Linked DNA regions of Homo sapiens: all the other regions are linked to region 1. A link is a loop called in an ENCODE intact Hi-C map of the cell type or tissue named here. Cell type or tissue: CD14-positive monocyte. All regions are shown on one strand. Each heading gives the region's core, and the rest is flanking DNA. Links, peaks and the distances in the headings are about the cores only.

Region 1 (6,534 bases), core at 1,068-6,067:
ATTCATGAATTCAAGAACAGCCCAACTCAGATGGTCACACTCCCCTGTCCCCTCTCCTCTCTCAGGCCCAGCCCCTGGACACTGACCTCTCCCCACTCTGCTCCTCCTCCTCCTCCTCCCAGCCCCGTCGTGGGGAAGGCAGGGCAGTTCCCTGGCATTTGGCTGGCTCCTAAGTGTCAGTTGAGTGATTTCATGAATGAGCAACTACCCTGATTACTCTGATTACTCTGAAGGTTCAATTTTGATTTTTTAATTTCTATGTCTCATAGTTAGTATTGCCAGTAAGAAACACAAGCCTGATTTATAGATTAAAAGACAAATCTTCTCCATGGCTCAATAAATACTGACTCGTGAACACAAGATAAATACCACTTAGTAAGATCACTGTATGAACAACAAGAGGTTGAACATATACATTAGAGACGCAAGCTAACTCCCTGTGTTGAAAAAGTAGGTCATTTTGGCAGTGCACTGTGGCTCAGGCCTGTAATCCCAGCACTTTGGGAGGCCGAGGCGGGTGGATCACGAGGTCAGGAAATTGAGACCATCCTGGCTAACATGGTGAAACCCCGTCTCTACTAAAAATACAAAAAATTAGCCGGGCGTGGTGGCACGTGCCTGTAGTCCCAGCCACTCGGGAGGCTGAGGTAGGAGAATCGTTTGAACCCAGGAGGCAGAGCTTGCAGTGAGCCGAGACTGCGCCACTGCACTCCGGCCTGGGTGACAGAGTGAGACTCCATCTCAACAAAAAAACAAAAAAAGAAAGAAAGAAAAAGGAAAAGGAAAAGTAGGTCATTTTGAAGTAATAGTAGAGCAGAAACTCTTTAACATGGGAAGATGTTCATAATAAAATGGCGACAAACACTATGTATACTAGGCCCCTTCAAGTTAGGAAAGATCTACCCCAAATCCTTAGCAGTATACTTGAGTGCAGAGAGTAATGTGCGTGTTTTACCTTTTAATTGATCTGTATCTCCTATGATGAGCAAACCATAGTACTTTCAAAACAAAATAACTTTATTTAAATAAAGCTAAGCAAGGTGTAGTGGCTCATGGCTATAATCCCAGTTATTTGAGAGGCTAAGGCAGGAGGATCTCTTGAGGCCAGGAGTTTGAGATGCACCTGGGCAACATAGCAAGACCCCATTTCTACAAAACGACAGCAAAAAATTAGCTGGACATGGTGGCAAGCACCTGTAGTCCCCACTACTCAGGAGGCTGAGGCAGGAGGATCATTTGAGCCCAGCAGTTCAAAGCTGCGGTGAGCTATGATCGTGCCACTGCACTCCAGCCTGGGTAACAGTGAGATCCCATCTCTAAAAAAATAAAATATAAAATGTTTAAAAAAAAAAAAAAAAAAGCAAAAAAGACCAGCACGGTGGCTTACGCCTGTAATCCCACTGTAATCCCAGCACTTTGGGAGGCCGAGGCGGGTGGATCATGAGGTCGGGAGTTCAAGACCAGCCTGACCAACATGATGAAACCCCGTCTCCACTAAAATACAAAAATTAGCCAGGCGTGGTGATGGGTGCCTGTAATCCCAGCTAGTCAGGAGGCTGAGGCAGGAGAATCGCTTGAACCTGGGAGACTGAGTCAGGAGAACCGCTTGAACCCAGGAGGTGGAGGTTGGAGTGAGCTGAGATTGCGCCACTGCACTCCAGCCTGGTTGACAGCGCAAGACTCCCTTCCCCCCCCAAAAAAATCTCCTAATCTTCTGTGTCTGTGTGGCAAGCCATGAACTCCTTCTCAGAAGAATGTTTTTAAATGCATTAAATAAAGCATGAGGTGGGGAGAGTTCCAAAGGAAGCCAGTGATACTAAAACATACAGAATTATCAAACAGTGTTTATGCTTCTGTTATAAGAATAGATGGGCTACTTTCACATATTAAACAGCAAGAGCTAGCAGCAAGTCTAGTGAACTGGGCACTTGGAAGCAGTGATGAGCATAGCAGTATCTCTGGATAGCTGTAACACTGTGTGCAGGTATCTGGGGTTTCTGTCGTGACCACGTGGCAGGAGCTGCTGCCACTGCTGTCTGATGCTCGCCCCACAGTGGAAGGAGATGCTAAATTCCGTTACGCATTAGAGGTCAGTGAAAAGGAAGATGCAGTTTGTTCCCGTCCAGGCACAAGGACTCTTGAATTTGTCCATAGTTAAGAACGGCTCATCCAGGAGCAGAGCGAGAGGCCGGGCTGCGCGTCCTCATCTCCTCTCCCAGCCTTCGCATCCTCCTGGCTGCCTCGCGTTTCCTCCACGGGCCTGGCTGAACGCACACACAGGCCTGGGGGAGACTGCAGAGACACATCTTCAGCCACATCTTCTGTAAAACAGTCACTATGGGATGACGGTGACTGGACAGTGGCTCCGTGCAGTCGGTGTCTTTTGCAAAGTTTTCCACCGTGTGCATCCTCTGCAGCCAACTCCAGCTGAGGGAGAACGGACCCTCGGTGAGTTGGGGCTGCACAGCAGGTATGGCCTGCTGCCTTCACCCCACACCTGCTATCAAATGAATCAGCCCCCTTTCCCTACAACCCCAAGAAAAGCCTCAGGACCCATCAGGGGAAGAAGAAGCTGCCCATATAGAGAGAGGGAAGGGATACTGCTCCTCATTCCCCACACGGCATAGCCCAGGTGTAGAAAGTGGCCAACATCCATTTAGGAAGCCCCGTTTCCCTAGCTGGGAGGGGCCCTGTCCTGGGGAGGAGGCCAGTGGAAAGGACAAAACCATTTTGGAAGGAGCCAAGAGTAATAAAAATGGCAGGTTACCTGCCTTAGTTTAAACTGAATAAGCAAAGCCACGATCTCATCTGAGTCCCGTACAAGGCACACCACTCATAAGCTAACTTTTCTCAGCTTCTCTTTACAGGCCGTTGGCGAGTGGGCCCTCCAACCGTGGGCCACAGCTCGTGAATCTGTTTGTTGGGGAGTCATGTTCAAACCCAAAGAACAAGGCAAACCCTACCCCCAAGGAACCCAGATAACTCCTTATTTCCCCTTTTTATTCTTAAAAAGTACTTCTCCCAGGTTCCGGCGGAGTGCTGTTCTCATTTTAGAAGGCTGGCTAACTGTGGGTGCAAGTCATTTCTCAAAGCAGTGTCTGTTCTTTTCTTTAATGGAATTGTTTTGTTCATTTGTTTCACTTCCTCTTTGGGGTTCCCAAGGAACATGAGTTCCTTTTTTCCTGGTATTAGAAGTGCGTCAGTTCAAGTATGAGTACATGAAAAGTGAAGAATAAGAGGCTGGCTCCATTAGGTGATGACATGTACCTGCTATGAGATTTGGGAAGCCATGGCCTGTCATTGTTGCTCCCGCATTATTGTCCAGCTTGTCCCCAGAATGAGAGCCAGTCTCTAAAGACATGCCCATGAGCCGGGCAGCACATAACAGAGACAGGGAAGAGGTCGCTTGGGGGCTTTGTCACCTGGAAGAAATCCCAAGGCTTATCCTAAGGACATGGAAAGCTGAAGAACAGAAAGTCACTAGTCAATGGCAGGAGGAGGGCATCCAAGTCCCCATCAGCCTAGAACGCAGCCGACTGACAAGAGGTCAGTGCCACCATCATAGTCCTATGCTTTCTCTGCCCCCGGTAGGACTTCGAACTTTCTGAAGGCTTTGGGTGTGAATGATGGATCCTCCCTATGAAGAGGACCACATCTGATGTAGTAGTTTACAACATCTCAACATGATTCAAAAATAGATCAGCAAGAACATATTTAGCAAAAAAAAAAAAAAAAAATGCAAGTCATCAGATGCAAATGATGACATAGAATTCTTCCCAGGCCTAGATATGCAAACAGAAGCAGTGCAAGGGCCGTGTACACAATGACAGTGTGGGTGCAGATAAGACAGTAATTTCCCGGAGAGCTTTGGTTGATGGAATTCCACACTCCATGACCACACAGCCTACGAGGGAGTAGATCACAATCTCACCCAGAACCACAAATGAGCCTCCTGGTGTCAGTTACCTTCTTTTTCAAGAATGACGCCAAGCTCTAATCCCTCCTCACTGAGTCTTTATGAGCTTAAAGTAACTGCATTTTAAAATCTGTCACATTTGGACATTTTCCCAAAACCCTTGCTCTCTGTTGGACGAGGCACGTTTCATGTTGACTATTCCCATGTCCCCTGGTTCTTCTTTTCAATCCAAAAGCTGGGAACTTTCTACTTTGACCACCAGAGCTTCTCTGGCAGGCGATTTTCCACTGCTATTTTCCTTGCTGTCCTTCTCTTTAAAAACCAATAGCATATGAATTCAGGATGCGGGGATATCTTGTGCGATGCAGTAACAGGCAGAGTGAGGGGCAGCAGTGGGCTAGCAAAGAGGTGAAGGGTGAAGGAAGGCCTGGGAGCCAGGCAGACCCACCCCTTCCTGAGTGTTTCCTCTGTTTTCTCATCTGGGCTGCTGAGATTAAGGAGATAAATGCATATAAAGCACTGACCGTGCTTTCTGGCCCAGGGCAGGACTCTAACCATTGGTTGTGCCCATGCTGAGGACTAACCTTGGCCCGGGAAAAGGCTGGAGGAGGCCCACCCAAAAGCAGATGCTTCCCAAGGCCCGGTCACTGCACGAGAGCCAAAAGCACACATCAGATGGGACAGTATGCAATCGGAGGGGACCTGCTCTCCTGGAAAAGCCACCCTGAAAGCTTTCATTGGCCAGATCTGAAGGTGTTGAGGTTTGAGCCAACTGCAAAGAGGTAACCGCAGACCTTGGTTGCCAGAGAAGTCACTGTCTTTTCCAAGCAGTAGAACCACATTCGAATCCCTTGGAGCTTGTCAAGAGCCCTCAAAATCTTACTCTATGCAGAGACCGCCAACAAAAATGTGTCCCCTCAAATTATGGCACAAACTTCAGAGGGGAGGTAATTTAATGCACAGAACCACCCACCAGGGAAGGACAGTGGATAAAATGAGAGGTTCAAGAGACACACGGTGAAAAGTGCCCACAGAGAAATTGTGACATTGAATAATATTAAATTGCAAAGGATTTGAAGCCCAGATAAACACCATGAGCTAATATCAGCCAAGGAAAGTATGATTCAGTCAATGGAAATAGGCAAACAGTTCAATTAATGTTTATAAACAGGCCTTTTCATCCCTTCCCCCAGAGGAAGAAACTTGAGGGGTGTGTGGCCCACAAGGTGAGGAGACAGCGGCTGACTTGAAGTCTTTGGGCTCCTCTCCAGGCTTCTGGCAAGCAGAGACCATGCCAGGGGGTCCAGAGAGGTCCAACCAGCAGCAAAGCTCACCCAGGTCTCACCAGCCAGGGTACGGGTCACCTACTGCTTCTGATGTGACAGCTGAAGCTCCCAGATACTTCTTTTTTGACACAGCCTTCACCTACTGTTCTTTGAAAGTGAACTTTTGTTTTCAGATTCTTGAAAATCTGGAAGAGAATCCCACCACAAAAGCCACTCATCCCTCCAGGTAACAGGCGTTCCACCTGGAGGGGGCAGCGGAGAGACGGGTGTGTCCAGAAAGCCCCAGGGCCCATAGCTGCAGCACAGAAACCATGGAGGAGGGAGTGGGAGAGGGTGCACAGGAGCCCGTGGGCAGACCTCAGGCTGCACGTGCAAGGCCAAGGGGGTGAGTCCCACCCAGGGTAAGTCCCAGGTGGTGCTGGGAGCCCGTGCCCTCCGAGCCTGTTTACAAGCCATGGGCTGCACCCACCTTCCCCGTGGAGGCCCTGGACTGTGAAAAAGAATTGCTTAAAAGTCAGGATAAGTATTGGCCTGAGGATGTCATGCTCCAAGCAGAACAGGGACCCACTGTCATAGATCAGTTCATCCCCTCCCTGCAGCAGTTAGAAAAGGGGGCACTGATGCCATCGTGTCAAACACCAAGATAACTGAAGTCTGCCAAGGTGGGTCCTTTCTCCCACTTCCTAACTTCAGCCTCTTCCTCCCCACGGCCTCCCTGCCCTGGGCCTGCGTAGGGCCTTCCTGCTGACTGCCTCCCTCCCGTCGCCTCTGTGCTGCCTCCCCGACGCCCAGGCCTGTCCCACTTCCCAAGGCCTCTCTAGAATCTGTTTCCTCTGCCTGTATCTTTCAACTCAAAGTTCATCAGATCAGTTTATTCCTCCATTGAGGCCAGAGCTCCTGCTGCCTTTGAAAGCCACATGTGCTTTTTCAGAAGATGACCTTTGGCAAAAAAACAATTTGTTCCTTTTCCTTTGGCCTTAACAAGATATCAGGGAAGTGAGAAACACAGTCGGGCAATGAAGTGGAAGTAAACGTTGAGGGGAACTATGCAAGACTTAGAAGGCTCACACCATAAGCAGTGAACGTGACAGGGCGCTTTCCTCCCTGGCAACAGTGGCCTGGTCCTGCCTATGGGCTGCATGCCTTTGAGGGCAGGAAGCTATGTCCCCTGGTGGCGGTGGTGGTCCCCAGTCCACACACGACACACATCGCAACGGCCACCATTAGACACTTGTTCCAAAGCAAAGTCAGCCCCTCCACAAAGACAGCCCCCTCCGATGATGCTCTTCTTCTGCAGAGTAAGGAGGCCTCACAACACAGAGATTGCTGTGT
Region 2 (6,534 bases), core at 1,072-6,071, 80 kb before region 1:
AAGAGGATGCCAGGCTGGGGCACTGAGGAAGAGGTGGCGTGTGGCCCGCGGGAAGGCATGAGGGGCTGTCCTTCTGGAACAGGAAGTAGAACATTCTGAAGGGCATGTCACACGTTCTTCAAGCTCACTCTGCCAGCCACTGGAGAATGGACGTAATGGAGCCAAGGATGGCACCAGGAAGTCACGGGGGCAGTGTTTGCTGCTGTCCAGGTAGGAGATGGTGATGGGTGCCCTGTCCCGGGGGGAAGTTGTGGAGGCTGATCCAAGTGCACAGAACAACTCTGAGCTGTAGGAGAGGAAGGGGGCATATCCTTCAGAATTCTCCAGGAAACTTAACCTAGAAGACATAGACAGATAGAGATGTATTACAACGAATTGGCTTGCGTGATTATGGAGGCAGAGAAGTTCCAAGATCTGTGGTCAGCAAGCTGGACACCCAGGAGAGCTAAGGGTACAGTTCCCATCTGAGTTCAAAGGCCTGAGAACCAGGAGAGCCCAGAGTGTAGGTTCCAGTCCAAAAGCTGCAGGCTCAAGACCCAGGAAAAGCTGGTGTTTCAGTCCTAGTCCAAAGGCAGGAAAAAGCCCATGAGCTAGCTCGAAGGCCGGCAGGCAGGAGGAATTCTCTCTTACCTGGGGGAGGGCCAGCCGTGTTCTACTCAGCTCGGGACCCTCAGCTGATCTCATGAGGCCCCCCGACACTGGGGAGGACAATCTACTTTGCGCACTCATCACCTTAAGTGATAAACTCATCCAAAAACAGCCTCACAGAAATGCCCGGAATCAGGTTAGGCCAAGTATCTGGGCACCCCATGCCCCAGTCAAGTTGCCACATAGAATTATTCATGGCAGGGAGTTATGCAGGTTCTGAGAAGCAGTGTGGGGAGGTGGGTGCAGGATGTGCAGACACACACACAGGTGTGGAGCTCAGACAAGAAGAACGAGCAGGGGTACAGCCAGGGCAGTACAGGCATATGGAGGTTATTGGGGCCCCGGGAGGCTGTGGAGGCCCTAAAGGAAACAGGCTGGAGTTCAAGGCACATCCAGGACAGAGCCCTGAGGACCCCCAAAGACCCCACTGCTGGAAGTTTGAGCAGATCGGAAGATGCTGGAGGTAAAAGCACCTGGGAAGGGGCTGGCATGGGACTGGCCCAGGTGGGTCAGAGGGACCCTGTGCAGTGGGGCTCTGCACCCAGTGCACCTACCACTGACCCCTCATGCACCTGCCCATTCACCCAACAGTACAATTCGAGGAGCGAGTGAGAAAATCCTCATCTCCAGCTACCTGTCACCCTACCCCTAGCTTCCCTAGTCTCATTTAAGGAAAAGCAAACCAATTTCCTTTATAGAATGTGCCTGTAAGGCAACGTGACACACAGCTTACAGCAGCCACCAGCAGACTTCACTCATGCCATAAGTGGCGCCCTCTGCCACACTCTTGTCCTCAGAAGCCCGGAGCTCACCGCACAGGGCACCTCAAGATGGGAGGGGAGCGCCTGTTCCACCGACAAAGTTAGATGAGTAAGACACCTACTGCAACCTCACCCCTCACACACACACTCACGCACACACACTCACATTCATGCTCACACGCTCACACTCACGCTAACACTCACACTCATGCTCACACTCACACACTCACACTCATGCTCACACTCACGCCTGCACTCACTCATACACACTCTCACTCACTCTGGTGTCCACACTCTCGGGCTGATGTTCACCAACATACACATATGCATTCACATGCACACACACACACATACATGAACACCTGCACATATACTTGCACTCACATATGCTCACATACACTCACACATACACAATCACACTCACTTTCCCAATACACACATACACATTCTCATTCATTCATGTACCACATGCACACACACACATGCACACTCAAATGCTCACATTCACACACACCACATGCACACTCTCACACACATTCACACACACATGCACACACCACATGCACTCTCAAATTCTCACACACATTCACACGCACATCACATGCACACACACATGCACAATCTCAAACGCTCACACACATTCACACACCCCACATGCACTCTCTCAAACTCTCACATTCACACACACATCACATGCACACACACATGCTCACATTCACACACCCCACATGCACACACTCCTCACACATCCCCATGTTTCCGGCCACACCTGCCATTCCATACCCATTCCCTGTGGCCTGAGAGCCTGTCTGCAGGAGAAGGGGCCTACCCCAGTGCACAGGGAGTGAGGGAGGCTCAGAAGGCCAAGCCATCAGCAGACCATTTAGGGGACCCTTCCAAAGCAGCGGCTCATCATAGAAGTGGCAGTGAAACGCGGAATAAATGGAGTGAGGAGGTGAGGCAGACAGTAAAGGAAGACACGTTTCATAGGAGGCTTTGCTGCCTCAGGGAAACACAGCAGAAGGCAGGACCAGGGTGCAGCCTGTATTAGTCCATTTTCATGCTGCTGACAAAGACATACCCAAGACTGGGTAATTTATAAAGAAAAGAGGTTTAATGGACCCACGGTTCCACGTGGCTGGGGTGGCCTCACATCATAGCAGAAGGCAAAAGTCACATCTTACATGGCGGCAGGCAAGAAAGAGAATGAGAACCACCCCTTTTTCTTGTTTTTTGGTTTTTTTTTTGAGACAGAGTCTCGCTCTATCGCCCAGGCTGGAGTGCAGTGATGCGATTTCGGCTCACTGCAAACTCTGCCTCCTGGGTTCACGCCATTCTCCTGCCTCAGCCACCAGAGTAGCTGGGACTACAGGTGCTCGCCAACATGCCCGGCTAATTTTTTTTTTCTTTTCTTTTTTTAGTAGAGACGGGGTTTCACCATGTTAGCCAGGATGGTCTCCATCTCCTTACCTCGTGACCCACCCACCTTGGCCTCCCAAAGTACTGGGATTACAGGCGTGAGCCACTGCGCCCGGCCTGGTTTCCCCTTATAAAACCATCAGATGGCATGAGACTTATTCACTGCCACTAGAACAGTAAGGGGGAAACTGCGCCCATGATTCAATTATCTCACACTGGGTCCCTCCCACAACACATGGGAATTATGGGAGTACAATTCAAGATAAGATTTGGGTGGGGACACAGCCAAATCATATCACAGCCCTCCACTGTCAGGTGCCTGGCACTGTACAGACGTGGGAATCCAGGCAGGATTCTCTGCCTGAACCTCTCTCATGAAGACGAGGGAACACACAGCAGGCAAATCCCAGGGACAAGCCAGGTCGTGACTTTGTGCCCCTAGTGAAAGAAGGAGCCGATCATTTCATTCATTGTGAGGTGGTCTATGTGCAAACAACATGTGAGCACCATGACTGGCAGTGCTTTAAGACTTCTATAAATTAATATTCAAAATTGAAAATAATAATCAGATTAGATTATTTTGGATTTGGACTTTTTGAATTCATTTCTCTAGCATTTTCATTTCACATATTTTTTAAACTTTTAATATTGAGAGAAGTATGAGCCAATTATCTTTTTCAGGCAATCACAGTATTGGTGTCGTGTCTCAGCAGGCTGGGGGTTGGGGCCCTGGATTCAAAGCATCCATCTGAACATATTGTCACCCGTGCATCCTGAGAGAGACAGCTTCATGGAGTGGAGGTGTGTGGCCTGGAGGCCCCACGTAGGCCACCAGGCATGTTTTCCACGAAAACCGAAACTTCTGACGGGATTACTAACATTGGGAGATTTCCGTTTCTTGGACGCCAGTGGAGGGGCTGCACCAGCCTTAAAAGAAATCATGTGAGCCTCCACGAATCAGCAAACAAAGGAGAAATTAAGGTTCTGCCCACTTTTGTGGTTTTTGCTTTTCTGGAAAGTTTACGTTGTGCATCCTTAAGTCATTACGTAACACTGTATTAATAAGCAGTTGACTCAGAACTCCAGAGGGCTTCTGAGCTGGTGAAGTCCATTCATGTTACTAAGTCTATTCTTCCTCCCAGAATAAAATCTTCCATCTTCTCTGAGTTAGGCCTTCCTCATCAGAACCATTTCTTTTCTCATTCAGCTCTCTGAGGTTTTCTACTTATCATCCAACTGTAGTATCCACTGATAAATTACACGGATTCACAATCCAGCCACTTACTTTGTTTCCTCCTAACATTTGGAATAAGCTACTTCCTGCACCAGAGCCTCTGTCTGTCATGCCTTTACCGGATCTTATTTTGGGGGGCTGACCAGTTGCCTAAACCCACATGCACCCTCTCACCTGGGTTCTCAAGAACTTCTATTTTGGACATCCACCAAAAAAAAAAAAAAAATCTTGTTAAGTAAGATGAACACTTACCTGATGGCAGAAGCCTGTTGTGCTCATCAAAACTTTGAGATAACCAGGGTTCCTGGAATCTAAATCTTCCTATATAAAATAGCAGAGTAGCTGATCAAATAAGAGTCAGACAAGTAAGGGTCAACTTTGGAATCAATAAATGGGGCTGGACCCAGTCATTCACCTACATTCAAACAGCAAATAGGCTGGGTGTGGTGGCTCACATCTGTAATCCCAGCATTTTGCGAGGCAGAGGCAGGCAGATCACGAGGTCAGGAGTTTGAGACCAGCCCGACCAACATGGTGAAACCCCATCTCTACTAAAAATACAAAAATTAGCCAGGTGTGGTGGCCTGCTCCTGTAATCCCAGCTACTCAGGAGGCTGAGGCAGGAGAATCACTTGAACCCGGGAGGCAGAGGTTGCAGTGAGCCAAGATCACACCATTGCACTCCAGCCTGGGCAAAAGAGCGAGACTCCGTCTCAAAAAAAAAAAAAAAAAAAACAACCAGCAAATACCTGTGAACAGCCACCTGGGCTTTGCTGAAAGGTTCTCCCATTTCTGATGAGGGTTTGTCTCTTTTTAAAATTTCATGTACCTAAAAAGTGAATTGATCACAAGAGATTGTATCCAAGGAAAGCCCCTCTCCCAGGAATGTTAAGGGGAGAAATAAATTTGAGCGTAGAGCTGCGGGCTCCTGGGGAAGGAAGTGCTCAGTAAGTATAGTACAAGGCAGCATGACACTAATATGAGGCTGAGGTGACTCTGTAACCACTGGCTGACTACAGTATCAACATCCATACAAAGACAGTAGCAGATTAAAGGAGGACACACATGGCCTGCCCTCAAGCTCATTCACAGCCCACCAAATCAACTCTTTGTTCAGCTTCTTGACTTTTCACAGTCTGCTGGCTTCAAGATGTTTTCCCTGGCCTTCTTCTAATGCCTCTTCCCTAATCCCAGGTAAAATTACTGAGGGGGGTTACTCATTCGATATATATGTAAGTTATTTGAGAAAGTTTATTAAGGCACAGTGGCTCACGCCTGTAATCCCAGCACTTTGGGAGGCCAAGGTGGGTGAATCACAAGGTCAGGAGTTCAAGACCAGCCTGGCCAAGATGGTGAAACACCGTCTCTACTAAAAATACAAAAATTAGCAGGGCATGGTGGTGAGCGCCTGTAATTCCAGCTACTTGGGAGGCTGAGCAGAGAATTTCTTCAACCTGGGAGGTGGAGGTTGCAGCGAGCCAAGATCGTGCCACTGCACTCCAGCCTGGGTGACTGAGCGAGACTCCATCTCAAAAAAAAAAAAATGCTATCCACAAAGTTGGATAAGTACAGAAACATTGTCCCAGGAAATGAAGCCAGTGATTAGGGCAGGGGTTGGCAAGTGTTTTCTGTAAGAACCACATAGTAAATATTTTCGGCTTTTACTGGCCCATTTGGTCTTTGTTGCAACTGCTCAACTCTGCCATCAAAATGCAGGCAACAGCCGTGGATAATATGTAGTGAATGGGCATGAGCATTGTCTTAGTTAATTTTCTGTTGCTTAAAACAGAATGCCTAAAACTGGGTCATTTATAAAGAAAAGGAATTTATTTCTTACAGTTATGGAGGCTGAGAAGTCTCAGGTCAAGAGGCCACATCTGGTGAAGATCCTCTTGCTAGCCAGGACTCTCTACAGAGTCCTGTGGTGGTTGGTGCAGGGCAACCTGTGGTGAGAGGACTCAAGTCTCACTTCCTCTTGCTACAAAGCCGCCAGTTTCCCTGCCACTGTCTCCCTTCCTCTTCTTACAAAACTGCCAGTTTCCTTGCGATGATAAACCACCAATCCATTAATGCATTAATCCATTAATCCATGAATAGATTAATCCATTCATGAGGGCAGAGTTCCCATGCCCCCATCACTTCTTAAAGGCCCTATCTCTTAATATAGTGACGTTAGAGACTAAGTTTCAACATGAGTTTTGGAGAGGACATTCAAACCATAGAAGTGTGTTCTAATGAAACCACGTTTATGGATGCTAAAATGTAAACATATAATTTTCATGTTCCACAAAATATTGTTCTTCTTCTGATGTTTTCCCACACTATTAAAATATAATACTATGACTAGCTTGTGAGCCACATGAAAAGAGGCGGCAGGCTAGATTCGGGCTGTGGGCTGCAGTTCGCTGGCATCTGCTCTAGGGCCACTCTCTCAGTAACAAAAACGTGCATTCGCCTCTAATAACACGCATG
Region 3 (6,534 bases), core at 568-5,567, 260 kb before region 1:
AGTTCATTGTAGATTCTGGATATTAGCCCTTTGTCAGATGAGTAGGTTGCGAAAATTTTCTCCCATTCTGTAGGTTGCCTGTTCACTCTGATGGTAGTTTCTTTTGCTGTGCAGAAGCTCTTTAGTTTAATTAGATCCCATTTGTCAATTTTGTCTTCTGTTGCCATTGCTTTTGGTGTTTTAGACATGAAGTCCTTGCCCATGCCTATGTCCTGAATGGTAATGCCTAGGTTTTCTTCTAGGGTTTTTATGGTTTTAGGTCTAACGTTTAAGTCTAATCCATCTTGAATTGATTTTTGTATAAGGTGTAAGGAAGGGATCCAGTTTCAGCTTTCTACATATGGCTAGCCAGTTTTCCCAGCACTATTTATTAAATAGGGAATCCTTTCCCCATTGCTTGTTTTTCTCAGGTTTGTCAAAGATCAGGTAGCCGTAAAAAAGAGAATTTTAGACCAATATCCTTGATGAACATTGATGCAAAAATCCTCAGTAAAATACTGGCAAACCAAATCCAGCAGCACATCAAAAACCTTATCCACCATGATCAAGTGGGCTTCATCCCTGGGATGCAAGGCTGGTTCAATATACGCAAATCAATAAATGTAATCCAGCATATAAACAGAGCCAAAGACAAAAACCACATGATTATCTCAATAGATGCAGAAAAGGCCTTTGACAAAATTCAACAACCCTTCATGCTAAAAACTCTCAATAAATTAGGTATCGATGGAACATATTTCAAAATAATAAGAGCTATCTATGACAAACCCACAGCTAATATCATACTGAATGGGCAAAAACTGGAAGCATTCCCTTTGAAAACTGGCACAAGACAGGGATGCCCTCTCTCACCACTCCTATTCAACATAGTGTTGGAAGTTCTGGCCAGGGCAATTAGGCAGGAGAAGGAAATAAAGGGTATTCAATTAGGAAAAGAGGAAGTCAAATTGTCCCTGTTTGCAGATGACATGACTGTATATCCAGAAAACCCCATTGTCTCAGCCCAAAATCTCCTTAAGCTGAGAAGCAACTTCAGCAAAGTCTCAGGATACAAAATCAATGTGCAAAAATCACAAGCATTCCTATACACCAACAACAGACAAACAGAGAGCCAAATCATGAGTGAACTCCCATTCACAATTGCTTCAAAGAGAATAAAATACCTAGGAATCCAACTTATAAGGGATGTGAAGGACCTCTTCAAGGAGAACTACAAACCGCTGCTCAAGGAAATAAAAGAGGATACAAACAAATGGAAGAACATTCCATGCTCATGGGTAGGAAGAATCAATATCGTGAAAATGGCCATACTGCCCAAGGTAATTTACAGATTCAATGCCATCCCCATCAAGCTACCAATGCCTTTCTTCACAGAATTGGAAAAAACTACTTTAAAGTTCATATGGAACCAAAAAAGAGCCCGCATCACCAAGTCAATCCTAAGCCAAAAGAACAAAGCTGGAGGCATCACACTACCTGACTTCAAACTACACTACAAGGCTACAGTAACCAAAACAGCATGATACTGGTACCAAAACAGAGATATAGATCAATGGAACAGAACAGAGCCCTCAGAAATAACACCCTACCAGCTTTCTTTCCTGATAGGGCTCCAGAACTCCACATGGTGGACACTTGTCACTGGGAATGATTCAGGCTTTAATGGGGCTGCTGGGCGGGAGCACAGGGCTTGAGGGCCAGAGGAAGTGGAGCAGGAACTGTGGCAAGAGGTAGAGGGAGCAAGCTGCCCCATCACCTCTCCTGAAATATCAAGCAAGTTAACAGGAGGATTTGTTGTGATTTGGAGATGGACCTTGGATTATCACTGTCACTGGGTCTGTCAGGCACTATTTGTGACCTTGGGTATGCAATTTAATCACTCTCTGCCTCAGTTTCCCCTCCATAAAGCCAGGTCATTTGTGGCTGTTGGGGGGATTGATCTATTGGGGGTATAAGATTGTGTAAAGTCAGTAACCTGGGATGGGGGTGCTATTTGAACAGAGCACGCCAAGGAAGGTGTGTTTGAGCCAGGGGATCTGCAAAGAAAATATGGATCCCAGACAATCATGTCTCCATTTTCATCAGAAGAAATCCAGGGGCAGAGTTCAGTGATGAAACAAGTACTTAACTGAACCAAGACTCAAACCCTGGTCTTCTGTTTTCTGGTGTTGTCCTCTGGCCAAAATAACCCTGTCATGTTTGGTTGAAGTCATTATAAATGCTGCCCCAGATGCTACCTAGGGCTCCTTCAAGTTTCTAGTTCCTCCTTCCACAAACCAGAGGCCACAGCCCTTGATTTGAATTTTAAATTATCAGGAACCTCCTACCCAAAGAACACACAGCCCTCATTTACAGCAGCTGCTGGCAGCTAGCTGAGTTCGAACAGATGCAAGAATCTCATAATCTGGGCCAGATATTAATCTGTCTTTTCTGTAACAGCAAAACAGAAGGGTGAGTCTTGAAGCAGTGCAGGGGGAAACCCCTTATTGTGCAACTCTTTTGTAACTCCTGGGCGGAGTCTGGACATGTGACTTCTGCTTGAAATTTAACATTAGGGGAAAGACCATTTTTGGTCATAGCTGAGGTGATGACATCTTGGCAACTGGAATGGACATGACCTCTGTTCCATGTACTATGAGTAACTGCCCCCTCCCCATTTCTCAAAGTCATGTTCAGATGGCAAAACTGCCTGGGATTACCACATCTGACTCTTGCTAGCTGTTTCTGTGTCTATGGCTTCATACTGTCCAGACATAGACCTGGGGCTCAGCACACATGTATGTTTGAGTGGCATAAGGTCAGAAGCACAGATCCAGCAAAGACTGTGGCCCGGAGGAAGGTGGGTTGGTTGGAGGAAAGAAAGTGGAGGTGGGAGCAAACGAAGATAAGTAAACAAAAAAATGAGCTCTTAAGCAAAAAAGATTGCCTGTCTGCTGTAGCCTGTAAAGCTCTGATGAGAAACACTTTTATGATTTGCTGGTAAACTCCACCCAATTTGGTTCTGGAAGAGGTTATTTTTCATTGCAGTGTAAGCATGTAATTAGTTAATTGGGAAATATGGCGCCATTTTCAAAGCTCACTTTCATCTGTCATCTCACTTACACCTCCCTGTGACCCTGGGAGATTGGTTTTATTATGCCCATTTTACAGATGTGGAAACTGAAGCTCGGAGAGGTGAACCCCCTAAAAAGAAATTGGAGAGGCTTATCCTGACTCATCCGTGGTCCCTGATTCCTTGTGCCTGAGATGCAGACTGTGGCTTGGGAATAGGGGAGGGCTCAGAGGGCTGGAGCTCAGCTGAGTGGCCGGATGTTCCCTCACAGGGTACCCTCCTTTGGCTTCCTGTTGACCCTAGTAGTTGTCAATAGTGCTGCAGGTGCTCCACGCCTTCCCACCCTCTGGATGAAGCTCATCCTAAGGAATTAGCATCTCATTTCTAATTCTCAGGTCCTCAGGAATCAGACTTGTATTTTGGGTCAAATTTGCATACCTTGGGGCTTCTGTTTTCTCAAGCTATGTATGGACCCCAGAGCAAATCCCAACCATGGTTCAATATCAGCCTCTGGGAATCTGCAGATCACTGGAAGCCAGGCTGCCCACGCTTTCTGGAAGCCACTTCCTAGTGAAGGAGCCCTGGAGGAAAGAGGCAATGGTATAGGAGTCTCCCTAAAGTGAGAAGTGTGGAGCCCAGCACTTCAACTATGTCTGTGGGTGGAGCCAAAATAACCAGTTGCTCCTGATCGCTGCATGTCAGCAATTGTATCACAACAAGAGGCCACAGGGCATCACCCTACCCAACACTGTGATGGGGGCCGGGGTCACATGTGCTTAAGTGTCTCTGTAAATCAGCCCTTCAGTTGGGATTAAGACAGTTCAGGATCCCAAGAACACACATGCACACACACAACCCACTTGCACATACATGTGTGCAGTCACACTTCCAGAGACACACATAGACATACATATGTATACACACATGTGCGTGTGTGCACACAGGTATTCACATGCACACACACACGCACACTTATACACTAACACACATGTGCATATGTGCACGCATGCACACACACACACACACCCCACTCCTTTTGCTTGCTTCACCTTTTCTGTCTCTGCTCCTCCTGGTGGTCATCACCTCCCATGCCCTGTCTCCTGTATCAATGCCCCAGGACTACCTACTATAACAAAGTGTCACAAAGTGGGTGGTTTAAAGCAACAGAAATGTATCCTTTCACAGTTCTGGAGGCTAGAAATCCAAGATCATGGTGTCTATAAGGTTGGTTCCTTTTAAGTGCAGTGAGGAAAGAGCTGGCTCCAGCCCTCTCTCCCATTGGCTGGTAGATGATCATCTTCTCCCTGTGTCTCTTCATGTCACTTTCCCTCCTTGCCCCTCTCTGTGTCCAAATTCCCCCTTTTTATAAGGATACCAGTCATATTGTATTAGGGCCAGATCTAATTATTTCATTTTAACTCAATTACCTCTGTAAGTAACCTACCTCCAAAGACAGTGTCATTTTGAGGTTCTGGGGGTTAGGACTTCAACATATCAATTTGAGGGCACACAATACAGCCCATATACACCTCAACACTAAATAAGTTACATGGTAGTTCTATTTTTACTTCTTTGAGAAATCTTCATCCTGTTTTTCGTAGTGGCTGCACTGATTTTTACTTCCATCAACCGTGTGTCCCCGTCTTTTGATATGTGTGTATGTCATATGTCTTCTTTTGATAAGTGTGTATTCATGTTTTGACCACTTTTTAATGGGATTATTATTATTTGTTGTTGTTTTGACTGTTGACTTTGTTGAGGTTTTTGTATATTCTGGATATTAGTTCCTTGTCCAAATGAATAGTTTGCAGATATTTTCTCCCATCCAAAAGGGCATCTCTTCCCTTTGTAGATTGTTTCCTTTGCTGTGCAGAAGCATTTTAGTTTAATATAGTCTCATTTCTCTATTTCTGTTTTTGTTGCCTGTGTTTTTGAGGTCTTAGCCATAAATTGTTCGCCTAGCGCAATGTCCTGAAGTGTTTTTGCTATGTTTTCTTCTACCAGTTTATGTTTTCAGGTCTTATGCTCAAGTTTTTAATTCACCTTGGGTTGATTTGTGTACATGGTAAGAGATAAAGGTTCAGTTTCATGCATCTATGTGTGAGTATCTAATTTTCCCAGCATCATTTATTGAAGAGGGTGTCTTTTTCCCATTGCATGCTCTTCATTCTTTTATGGAAAATCAATTGACTGCAAGTATGTGGATTTATTTTTGGTTTGTCTATTCCATTGGACTATGTGTCTATTTTTATGCCAATACCATGCTATTTGGGTTACCAATAGCCTTGTAGTATATTTTAAAGTCAGATAGTGTAATGCCTTTTTCTTTTTTCTCAGAATTGCTTTGGCCTTTCAGACTCTTTTATACTGTTTTTTCTATTTCTGTGGGAAAAAATGATGTTGGTATTTTGATAGGGATTTCATTGAATCTGTAGATTGCTTTGGGCAGTATGGTCATTTTGATTATATTAATTCTTTCAATCCATGAGCATGGGATGTCTTTCCATTTGTTTGTGTTCTCTTTCATTTTTTTTTTTCATTAGTATATTATTATTTGTGCAGTGAGCAGAGCAAAGTCAGGGACACTGTTTGTAGAACCTGGCTGCCTCCCCTCCCGCAGCCCAGCTGATTGTCCTGGTTGCCAGGCGCTTGTTTGCATTAGAGACAGAACACTCTGCAGGGTTCTGAATGGTTCATTGTGGCCCTTAGGCCACTGGCAAGCAGTGGCAGAGCCACGGAGGGGCTGCTGGTCCCCAAATGTCTCTCCAGCCACTCTGGGGCTGGTGGGGGCTGCCCTGCTGGTGATGGCTTGAGAGAAGACCTGGGGGTCCCTGGGCATCCTGGGGAGGTCCTGGTTTGTGCTGCTGTGGTGATCTTAATCATCAAGAGATGACACACTTTATGACACACGAAAAGAACTGAGCCAAACACTGTTTCCATCAAGAGGTCCATGTAGAAGGCAGCCAGAACGTGTAGAAGGATGGAAGTCAAGGCACAGGCCCAGGAAGCCTTCAAGTCACCCCTGATGGAGGCCAGACCTTGAACATTATAATCCCTCTGCTTGTCAACCATTAATACAGGTCTTCCCTGCAGGACATAGGAGGCTTTCTGGGAAAAGCATGGAAAAAACAAGCCTACTAAATGTTCTCAAGTGACTGATGTAGGACACATCTTAAAAGGATCAAAGGAGGATGAAGAAAAACTTCAGAAGAAAATAACAGGTGGTTTGAATGAAAACACTCATTTTGCAGAAAGTCCAGAAGTGCTCAACCAAGAAATTACAAGATGGAAGCAAAGAGTACAGAAAAAGGAGGCGAAAGAAAAGCTGGAACTTTTGAATGCACAAATAAAAAAGGTCATGAAAGATACCATGAGCCAATTAAAATCTATGGCTGAAAACCTGCTGGACACCATGTAGTTGCGAGATTTCCCTAGAGACCACGGTGACGAGACCTAGAAAACAGAGCTAAAGAGAAAAGCAG

Evidence for each region. Peaks named below come from ENCODE experiments on the same cell type or tissue, not always from the same donor. Only the 100,000 strongest peaks of a DNase experiment are listed, where the experiment ranks them.
Region 2: a loop joins it to region 1, with 3 times the contacts of the local background. A loop is called at or near these places in 10 of 110 quality-filtered maps.
Region 3: a loop joins it to region 1, with 2.4 times the contacts of the local background. A loop is called at or near these places in 4 of 110 quality-filtered maps.

Annotation. Positions count from the first base shown.
Region 1 is chr21:39,091,446-39,097,979 of GRCh38, forward strand. No RefSeq gene overlaps it. Among named protein-coding and RNA genes, the nearest start is that of LINC02943, 10 kb to the left of the region's middle. In CD14-positive monocyte, for the core only: no CTCF peak of the experiment used is centred there; DNase peaks (open chromatin) are centred at 3,136 and 3,756; H3K4me3 peaks cover 3,163 bases; H3K27ac peaks cover 3,505 bases.
Region 2 is chr21:39,011,113-39,017,646 of GRCh38, forward strand. LINC02940 (long intergenic non-protein coding RNA 2940) reads right to left here. Exons shown (of 7, transcript XR_007067867.1): 2 at 1-6,534. Among named protein-coding and RNA genes, the nearest start is that of LINC02940, 4.9 kb to the right of the region's middle. RefSeq lists an enhancer at 6,079-6,148. In CD14-positive monocyte, for the core only: no CTCF peak of the experiment used is centred there; DNase peaks (open chromatin) are centred at 3,779, 5,049 and 6,019; H3K4me3 peaks cover 1,529 bases; H3K27ac peaks cover 1,457 bases.
Region 3 is chr21:38,829,196-38,835,729 of GRCh38, forward strand. No RefSeq gene overlaps it. Among named protein-coding and RNA genes, the nearest start is that of ETS2, 27 kb to the left of the region's middle. RefSeq lists enhancers at 2,146-3,345, 2,335-2,524. In CD14-positive monocyte, for the core only: no CTCF peak of the experiment used is centred there; DNase peaks (open chromatin) are centred at 1,696 and 2,586; H3K4me3 peaks cover 1,358 bases; H3K27ac peaks cover 2,365 bases.